3 separate regions of the Homo sapiens genome follow, and all the other regions are linked to region 2. Evidence: chromatin contacts called from ENCODE Hi-C or POLR2A ChIA-PET data. All regions are on one chromosome and are shown on one strand. The core of a region is the stretch at or near the end of the contact, and the rest is flanking DNA. Distances in the headings are between cores, read along the strand shown. Region 1 overlaps ATP10A (ATPase phospholipid transporting 10A (putative)). Region 2 overlaps ATP10A (ATPase phospholipid transporting 10A (putative)). Region 3 overlaps ATP10A (ATPase phospholipid transporting 10A (putative)).

Region 1 (2,970 bases), core at 145-2,644, 52 kb before region 2:
TTCCAGACAGCCAATTGTGTCAATATTGCTAACTAGTTCTTTTCCCACTGAACCTACATACCCACTCTGTTACAGATAATATCATTTGATTTGGGCTTATTAGGTTCCATTAATCTACTTGTCCTTTCTCATGTCAACCCCACATGGCATGGTAGTACAGTATGTTGGATCAGTGCCACCATTAGCTTCAGCGCTGAGAGGAGTCTTCATGCAAAGGTACCTGCTCAGGGTGGAGCCCAGAGACAGGGCCCTGGGCCAGCACACTGGGGAGGTCCTGCTCTGCTCTCTGCAAAGACAGTGGCCACCAGCCCTCCCCCTGCCCCAGCCAGTCTGAGGTCCCATAGCCACCAGGAGGGCTTAGGCGGGATGCCCCAAAGCCTCAACAAACACCCATGCAGGTCATTTGTCATAGAAAAGGGGGCCAACCCCAGACCCACGTGGGTGACAGATGTTGCATGTATTTAAATGACCCTGCAAATGCTCCCGGGGGTTAGATGGCCTACTGCAGCCTCTATGTGGATGTCCAACCCCAACCCCCCAAGCACTGGCCTGGTGAGGGTGAGGCCCGCGTTTAGAATTCAGATCTTAGAGCACGAAGCACGCACTGCACCAGGCACCTCCAGAGTGTTAATTCACCTCCAGGAGACTTGTTTGGAATGTCAATTTTGTTGCTTTGAGTTCCATCTCCCCTGCCAGGGCAGGGCTCTCATCGCTGAGACCATCTTTACCTGCACAACTTCACCTGCAGCCCCAGTTCCAATATCTGTTACAAAAAGTTGCTCCTTTTCAATCTTTTTTTTTTTTTTGAGATGGAGTTTTGCTCTCGTTCCCCAGGCTGGAGTGCAGTGGTGCGATCCTGACTCACCGCAACCTCCACCTCCCAGGTTCAAGCAATTCTCCTGCCTCAGCCTCCCGAGTAGCTGGGACTACAGGCATGCGCCACCATGCCCAGCTAATTTTTGTATTTTTAGTAGAGACAGGGTTTCTCCATGTTGGTCAGGCTGGTCTCGAACTCCCGACCTCAGGTGATCCACCCACCTCGGCCTCCCAAAGTGCTGGGATTACAGGCATGAGCCACTGCACCTGGCCTCAATCTTATTTTTAAGACTGTCTTGGCTCATTTGGAGGCATCATAAATGTTAAGGCCATTTTATTCAATTCCAAGAGAAGCCTCCAGATAGAAATGCATGCAGCTCTTGGGAGAATGAGCACTGCAATCATACCTGCTCTTCCCATCCCACCCAGGGCCCTGGGAGATGCTGCAGTGCCTCATGCACACTTACACCCTTTAAAAAGATATCGCCACTTTCTTCATAAAGCTCCTAAGCCTCTTGTTAAGTTTCTGAGTACTGTGCAGTTTTTGTTCCTATTTTTGTAGACCACCTTCCCCACTTCCCCTTCTAAGTGCTCATTGTGCTCCCTGAGTGATTATAAGTAGTTCTCTGTAAGTGGCCACAGGTCTTCCCCAGCAGCTCCACTTCGCTGGGTGTGAGTTCTGTTTGTCCAAACCCTCTTCCGCTCCCTGGCAGCCAGGACCCTGCGGATGAGTGGTTACTATTTTGGTTAGCATAGCATGCTTGGGTCAGCTTTCTAAAGTGATGGCAGATCCCTTTCTTAGAAAAGGTGAAGTGGCCTCCCAAGAGTTGTGGGCACATAACTTCCCCCAATCCTCCCTCAGAAGCAAGGGAAAATCAGCCTGGGGAACCAGGGCATCCAGTCGCCTTTGCATGCACAGTTGACCTCTTTTCCACTGGAGGCCCCCAGACCTCTGCAAGCCCAAGTTTCCTCCAAGATGCTCTGCTCTGTGGGACTCACCCCAGGGTTCTCCGATGCCCCACCAGTGCTGTCTAGGGACCCAGGGAACCCAAGTCCTGCCCCAGATGCCCAGGGATACAGCAGCTACCTCATTCAGGATGTGTATGGGAGGGAGAGAAGGGTTTTGTCCAGGACACCATTTCCCCAGAGTCCCCTGATTCCTCTAAATCAGAATTCTGAAGATGAAAAGGCTTCACTGATTATAAGGTCCCTCTCTCTCATTTTTCATTATGAGGGGATTAAAAGCCAGACAGGCAGATTGATTTTCTCACTCATGTGAAGGTGGCAGCCTGGGTCAAAGCCCTCAGATGTGCCTTTCCCTGAGGCTTCTCTTGCAACAACTTACTGAAAGCACTCACCCTCCGATCAGTCCCTTACTAACATCACCCTGCCCAGAGGCTGGCTTCTCCTACCACGCAGAATTAAAAATCACAAAGCAACCTCTTTAATAAATAAATAAATATAAGAAGCAAAAAAAAAATCTCTGGAAATATCTCCAAAAAATATCACAATATTTCTCCATAACATATTTACTGCAAATATCCCTAAATTGTAATGGGCTACAGAGTATGATCAGTAAAGTACCTTAAGCAAACAAACACTGCCCCGTCTTGGAAGATCCAGCCCTGGGAATAGAGGGGACTTTAACACATGGATCAAAATATACCATGGAGACATGATTTCCCTGGGCACAGTGTGCAGTGACCTAAGACACCTTTGTGAATCCCGGCTTGGAAGCCGACGTCAATTTTCCCAGTCAAGCATCAACAGCAGCAGTGCCCTCGCGAAACTGACTTTACCCGGTAATATTCCGAGAATGGATAACAAGGCTGAAACGCAGAACTAACTACAAACTGAGTTTTCCTCCTTGGGTAAAATACAGTGAGAAGGGCCATGCAGATGGTCATCTTCTCTGGAGGCCACACACGTGGATTCCACAAAGGCCATTGCAGGGTCATTGTCACCAGTCAGTCTTGGCAGTGTCCCTGGAAGGTGTGCCATTCCCATTATCAGGATGAAGAGGGGGTTGAGTCAACGTCCAAAGACTCACAGCTGGAGGTCGGAACAGCAGCTCTAAGGAAGGCCCAAAACTCAACTGGCTCATACCTCCCAATTTTAGAGTATTTGGGAGATAGGAAGTGCTGAGAAATGGGC
Region 2 (2,799 bases), core at 116-2,615:
GGTTAACACAAGAAACTAAGTTCAAGAACACGGACCAGGCACTGGAAGGGCTGGAGTCTCCCTTTTAGCCGATTTCCTGCTTCCCATGGTCTCGCGGAGCTGTTTTAGAGTGCTTGTCTGAAATGACACTATCACCCACCGCCAAAACTGAGACAGCGCCCACCACAGTGGATACCTGTGTTCAAGACAAATCGAATAGAGAGATCACCTGATTTTACTGTCACCCCAAGAACATGAAGGAGTCAAAATTTCAGAAACTAATGATACAAGGCCACAAAGCACACGGTATTAAAACATACCTCTGTCATACACTTTGCTCGCATATTTGTTATTTACAAGGGGTATGTGTCACAACACTGCAATTTGAACATTTTCATAAAGACGAGGGGAGAATCTGCCATTCAGTAGAAGGGACCCTGAGGGAACAGGTGGTGCGTTTCTCTCCACGGCACGTCTTTGCCAGCTGGAGCCTCTACGAAAGGGAGGACTCATAAACTGCAACCTCAAGTTAAATTATGAGGCAAGTAAAAGGGAATTTTATGGGTCTTCCTAAACTGAGGAAGTTTAAGAGATATTTTTCTATTTTATCACCATGTTCCTAGTCCATTTGATTTTATGATGTCATATTTTAAAATAAAGGGATATTAATTGTCCAGGTAATCAAAAGTAAACCAAATAATTGAAATTGTTTTCTTTCAGGAAAAACTCTCCATTTTCCTGTGAGCTTTTAAAATGTAGGGAGAACAAGCACTTACTCAGGGTGCAGCCCCCCAACCTGATCCTCCTGCCCGCCCCATGCACCCTGAGTGGCAAAGGAAGAAGAGGGCTCCTGCCCCTCCTGGCTGGACCACCCTGAGAGGCTGCGGTGGGCGAGCAGTGAGGAGGGCAGACCTGGCTGTGCACGAGCTGCCAAACAGCCAGCACTTGTGGACCCTGTGGCTTGCCGTCTGGGGACATGCTTAGCCCCTGTCTGCAAAATGAGACAAGGAGGGGCTGGCAGCCTGCACCGGCACATGAGGTGGCTTCAGCTTGTCTTAAATGACAGGTTTCAGGCATGGCTGTTCTCCCTGTCCCTCCCATCCCCAGTCACTGTGTGCTTCTGATTTTATCCAAGGGGCACAGGCCTGAACAAGGGCCATAGCAAAGGGATGAATGAAAAGGTTTTCCATAAACTCCTACCAAATACCCGGAGAAAGTGGTTCTCCACAAATCCCCCCCAAACACCAGGAGAAAGTGTGTGATGAGGTGGACACTCACCAAGCAAGACCTCGCCTCTCACAGAGCCCCTCTGGCTGGTGCCTCTTGGGAACTGCGGGGAGCGCTGGCAGGCAGCTTCTCACTGCTGACTGCCAGGAATCTGGGCACGCACAAGGGACACAGACTGAATGTATTAACGAAGGTGGCAGTGACATATTCAACAAAAGGCCAAGAAGACCAAGTGAAGCCTTCAAAATCAGGAAATCAGCACGGACCGTTTGTGTGTTTGTGTGTGTGTGTGTGTGTGTGTGTGTGTGTGTCAGGCCACCTGGGTGATGGCCGAAGTTAACTGTGATAAGGCCCGGCCACCTCCACCAACATACACACTGAGCCTCCCCGGAACTGTTTTGCATACTCTGCCTCGAGCTCACAGTCATGTCCCTGTTACCAGAGAGCAGGGCCTTACAAGAAGTGTCAAGGTTGAGAGAAAGTGTGGGATGACATCTAGGCAACAAGACCACAGACAGGGCACCCGACCCCACCCATGCTGACAGCAACTCTCCTGGGCTCCCTGGCCAAAGGACTACAGGGAGGGGAGTAAACACCCAGCCAGGGCCCGACACCTCTCCACTGGCAGCAGCAGCATAGTGAGTTAAGGGGCCACCTCCCTAGAGGTCCTGAGAGCAGCACAAATGCTACCGTGGGAGGGTCCCCAGGGTGCATGCTGCCCTAGGCACCACCCCAACAAAGCCGTCCCGGAATCCATGCAGAATGTCTCCACGGACGAAAAAGGCAAGACACTCAAACAGACACTGGTACCCCCATGTTCACAGCAGCACTGTTTACAACAGCCAAAAGGTGGAAGCGCCCAAGGGTCCCTTAACAGATGAATGGATAAACAAGATGTGGTGGTGGGTTCATGCAATGGAATGGTGTCCGCCTCAGAAAGGAGGCTCTGGCACATGCTCCAACACAGATGAGCCTTGAGGACACGATGCTGAGTGAAATAAGCCGGTCACTAAAGGACAAGTACTGTGTGATTCCGCTCACGTGAGACACCCAGGGCAGTCCACTTCGTAGAGGCTGAATGCAGAACGGTTGTTGCCAGGGGCTGGGCATGGGGGAAGGGGGAGTTAGTGTTTCACGGGCACAAAGTTTCCGTTTGGGAGGATAAAAAGTGTTGGAGAGGAGGGCGGCGGTGATGCTCACAACAATGTGAAGGTATTGAATTCCACGGAACTGCACACTTAAAAGGGTTAAATGGCTAATTTTATGTTATGTATATTTCACCATAATAAAACAATTTTTTAAAAGTAAAGCACAAGATAGAACACGCTTAAGGTTATAAGGCTGTGTGTGCCAGTGGAGCACAGCTCAGCTGCTCAGTGTGACAGTGACAAGCCCCAAGTTAGCACGTGGTCCACTTCCAGGAAGTGGAGGAGTCAGAGCGCCCCACCCCTCATGCCTCAACCTTCAGAACTGACATGCTCAGCGCAGAAGGGCCACCCCTGGGCATGAGGGTAGACCATGGTGGTGGTCCCACACTGCTGAGCGTTCTTCAAGCCTTCCTAAACATCCCTGGATAAAAGAGACAGCATGAGA
Region 3 (3,155 bases), core at 656-3,155, 34 kb before region 2:
CCTGGAGCAGCTCCTTGAGTGAGGTGGGATTTGAGTTTAGGATTAGAGGGTGGGGAAGGTGGACAGGCATTAACACTAGAGCAAGGTTCCCCAGGCTTTGAGGGAAGACTGGACGTAGTTGGGAGGGTGTGATGCTCTCACTGCGTGGCCACGAGATGAAGGTGGGGCATGTGGAGAAGCCAGGTACAGGCAGTAAGGGTCTAATGGAAGAGGGGCCACAGGGTTGGGAGAGGGGACATGATGCTTAAGTGAGAATGTCCCTCTTGTGTCCCTGAAACCTGAGCCCTGCAGATGCTTCCTGAAGGATGGAAGAGTCTACACTGTGGGTCAGGGCTCCCCAGTGGCCGCAGATGGGATGAAGCCACCACCAGAAAGAGCCCAACTGAGTGTGGGGTGGGGTGGGCCCTGCAGGATGTCACATGAAGAGCCCATGAGATGGGAGAGAGGAGCATACGTCGGGCGGGGTGAGACATGACCCAGGCATGCACTCCCCAAACCTTCAGACACGGCTTACTGCATGGTGGAGGAATGGAGAACATGCATTTTACTCTGATTTTCTCTAAGGAATAAATTTTATTTTAAAATCACAGAGAAGGAAAAAATCAAATGGAGTATCAAACCTTAATTTAAGAAATCCATCTGCTTCATCAAAAATTTGCTGTGAGCTTTTAAGAATAAACAGGGCAAATTTACTTTATTCAAGAATGATATTCTTTTTGTAAAGCCTATCTTCAAAGTAATACATTATTCAATTTCTGCTTTAAACCCTTCGTTTTTATTCATTTTCCTTTTCTTCTTGAGAAAATCTCAAACTCACTCATGGTTCCATATATGTACTACGTGCCTGAGAACAGTGCTGTTCCCCACAGACGGGCTGGGAAGGCAGGAAGACAACCCCACTCCTGCATTTAATCTCTCGTCTCCAGCAACATACTGTAACTTAAGCACGGGAAGATCCTAAAACACATGACAGGTGAGGAAGGGACTGGAGACACCTAGTCCTGTTTCCCACAACCTTCATTTTCAGTTCCACCTTGGACCGCTGCTGCCTGGGTCACCCATGAAGAAGTGGCCTGCCCTGGTAGTCACAGGTTCCAAGTCGCCCAAGCTGGAGAGCTACAAGCACTTCCAGAAAATCTGGGACATGCATGGTGAACCATCCAAACGGGAAGAAGGTCATTACAAAAAAAAAAAAAATGACGGAACGTCCATAGTGGAACCTAGTCTTACACATTAGGCTCATCACCTAGCAACTAGAACCCTTGCTGAGGGTTTCCACATCACTTCCTGATCACTCCCAGTGACCCACAGTGGGGACGTGTTGGGGAGATGATGGATGCGGGGCTAGAGCAGGAAAACCATTCTCATGCTCCTCATTTCCCCCCAGACCTTCTAATAAGATCTGCTGTCAGAAAGCCCAAGGGCCTGGCTTAAGATCCCCTAACGTTCCCTGTCCCTGGTCACCCGAGAGGGCAGAGCCCACAGGGAGGACAGCTCTGTGAGTCACCTACCGGGACCAAGCCCTAGGTACCTGCACCGCTCAGCTGTCACCACTGCTTATCAGCAGTTCCAGCCCAGCCCGAGGTTCTTATGGTTCCTTTAAATCTGAGGATGTCCTAGGAATGGGCATCATGTGTTTAGTTGCTTATTTTCCAAGTGTAGCAGTGCCACTGGGACTCTGGGCACGGGGACTGTTTTGCAAAAGTTGAAAACACACACGGGTAAAAGCCGGTCAAAGAAAGCAGTAGCCAAACTAAAGTCAGGTTATATATCCACCAGGGCTTTACCTCATACCTGCCTACAAAAGGCACAAGATCAACAAGGCCTGTTTGTACCACGGTCTGAAAAACGAGCCAGCACCGCCCTGGGCAGGACGAGGAGCCCAGGGCTGCCCAGGTTCTAAAAGTAAAAGCCTCCCACGGAAAATAGCACGCCAGGGATTCCAACACGAGGAATCGAGGTGGTTAGTGACTCATTTTCAGAGCCAGGAAGGTGAGGTGCAGCCAAGACCCAAGCACCATCAACTACGTCTGACAGCTAAGAGGAGGGCAGCCGAGATCCTCAGGTGTAACCACAGCCTTACAAAGGCACACAAAGCCAGGACGGTCTGATCTGAGAGTCAGCAGAAGCCTAGCTTTACATATAATGAAGCTGGGGCTGGAAGGAGGCGGGAGGATCATGTTACATGGCGGGGTCTCCCCCAGATGACCTTAAGGGCAGCTTGGCAGGAATTTTACTTCCTTGCATTGATTAAAGCCCATGAACAGCCTTAAGTCCCCAGACAAAATAGCAAAACAGGTCCTGGACGATTCAGCGCGAGGTGGGACACAACAGGGAGGGAGAAGTCAGTATCCAGGGGCACTGCCCGGACCCAGAAGGCGGAGGCTGGGATGTCCCCAGCAGAAACGGACTTCCCTGGACTCCAGCAGGCTCTCTGCGGATAAGGGATTGGAGTGAGTGAGAGGAAAGAGGAGGACAGAGGCAAACTTTTCTTTCTGCCCAGTTCTAGGCCATCAAGGGAGTGAAGGATCCCCAAAGACATAAGGCAGAGCTGGGAGAAGAAAGGAGAGGAGGAAACAAAAAAAGGAACAAGAAGTAAGGATGAGGAGACAAAACAAATGGCATGGAACATGCTAGAAGCCTTCCAATGACTTCCCCATGTGGAAACTGCACACCCGGGCATCCCTCCCGGCTTTCTGTGGATGGGCCCATCCAACGCAGCTCTTGTTAGAGGAGTGCACACTCCCCTCTACTATTTGGTAAGTGTTTGTAGCAAGACCAGTGCATAGGTGGGACGTGATCTGAAAGTTTACAAGAAGGAAGTGAAAAACCACTTGTGAGATTGTGGGGAGAAAACGCTGGGAGCCCAGAGACACCACAGGCGTCAAGAGTCCAGGGACCATGCATGGTGGTTTATCAGTGGCAAGGAGACCAAGGTTTGACCCAGCCTGACCTCGTAGCACTTCCTCGTCCAGATGGATGTGGGCTTGTCCTCCCATCACGCACCTGTCCAAGCTGGCTGCACCTGCATGGACTGCTCTCCACTCTGCAAGGGCCAACACAGCTCACACCCACCCCGATGCCAGAGGAAACCGAGGCACACGGCTGGAAGCTGCCAGTGGGCAAAGCGCTCCAGCCCCAGCTGGTGCAGAAGC

What was found. A loop is a pair of places that touch in the nucleus more often than their neighbours do. ChIA-PET counts read pairs that join two places held with the same protein, here RNA polymerase II (POLR2A). Pooled maps may share reads with other maps.
Region 1: a map of OCI-LY7 shows a loop between it and region 2 (4-fold over the local background). The contact joins two enhancer-like sites. A Hi-C loop is called at or near these places in 20 of 168 maps with a recorded cell type or tissue (CD14-positive monocyte, Caco-2, GM12878 and 11 more), 26 of 37 single-sample maps with no recorded cell type and 32 of 50 pooled maps. POLR2A ChIA-PET finds 5 or more read pairs at or near these places in 7 of 52 experiments (AG04449, IMR-90, OCI-LY7 and 4 more).
Region 3: a map of naive thymus-derived CD4-positive, alpha-beta T cell shows a loop between it and region 2 (4-fold over the local background). The contact joins two enhancer-like sites. A Hi-C loop is called at or near these places in 8 of 168 maps with a recorded cell type or tissue (CD4-positive, alpha-beta T cell, CD4-positive, alpha-beta memory T cell, CD8-positive, alpha-beta T cell and 3 more), 13 of 37 single-sample maps with no recorded cell type and 18 of 50 pooled maps. POLR2A ChIA-PET finds 5 or more read pairs at or near these places in 8 of 52 experiments (CD4-positive, alpha-beta T cell, CD4-positive, alpha-beta memory T cell, OCI-LY7 and 4 more).

The regions. Positions count from the first base shown.
Region 1 is chr15:25,792,082-25,795,051 of GRCh38, forward strand. The region is part of intron 1 of ATP10A (ATPase phospholipid transporting 10A (putative)); the gene reads right to left. Among named protein-coding and RNA genes, the nearest start is that of MIR4715, 55 kb to the right of the region's middle. Within about 2 kb of position 1,395, at least 3 of the 41 ENCODE cell types and tissues checked have a DNase peak (open chromatin) inside an H3K27ac peak, as active enhancers do; they include OCI-LY7, where a contact is called at or near this core.
Region 2 is chr15:25,843,839-25,846,637 of GRCh38, forward strand. All of the region lies in intron 1 of ATP10A (ATPase phospholipid transporting 10A (putative)), which reads right to left. Among named protein-coding and RNA genes, the nearest start is that of MIR4715, 3.6 kb to the right of the region's middle. RefSeq lists an enhancer at 1,237-2,078. Within about 2 kb of position 1,366, at least 2 of the 41 ENCODE cell types and tissues checked have a DNase peak (open chromatin) inside an H3K27ac peak, as active enhancers do; they include OCI-LY7, where a contact is called at or near this core.
Region 3 is chr15:25,808,831-25,811,985 of GRCh38, forward strand. All of the region lies in intron 1 of ATP10A (ATPase phospholipid transporting 10A (putative)), which reads right to left. Among named protein-coding and RNA genes, the nearest start is that of MIR4715, 38 kb to the right of the region's middle. RefSeq lists an enhancer at 2,595-3,095. Within about 2 kb of position 1,906, at least 3 of the 41 ENCODE cell types and tissues checked have a DNase peak (open chromatin) inside an H3K27ac peak, as active enhancers do.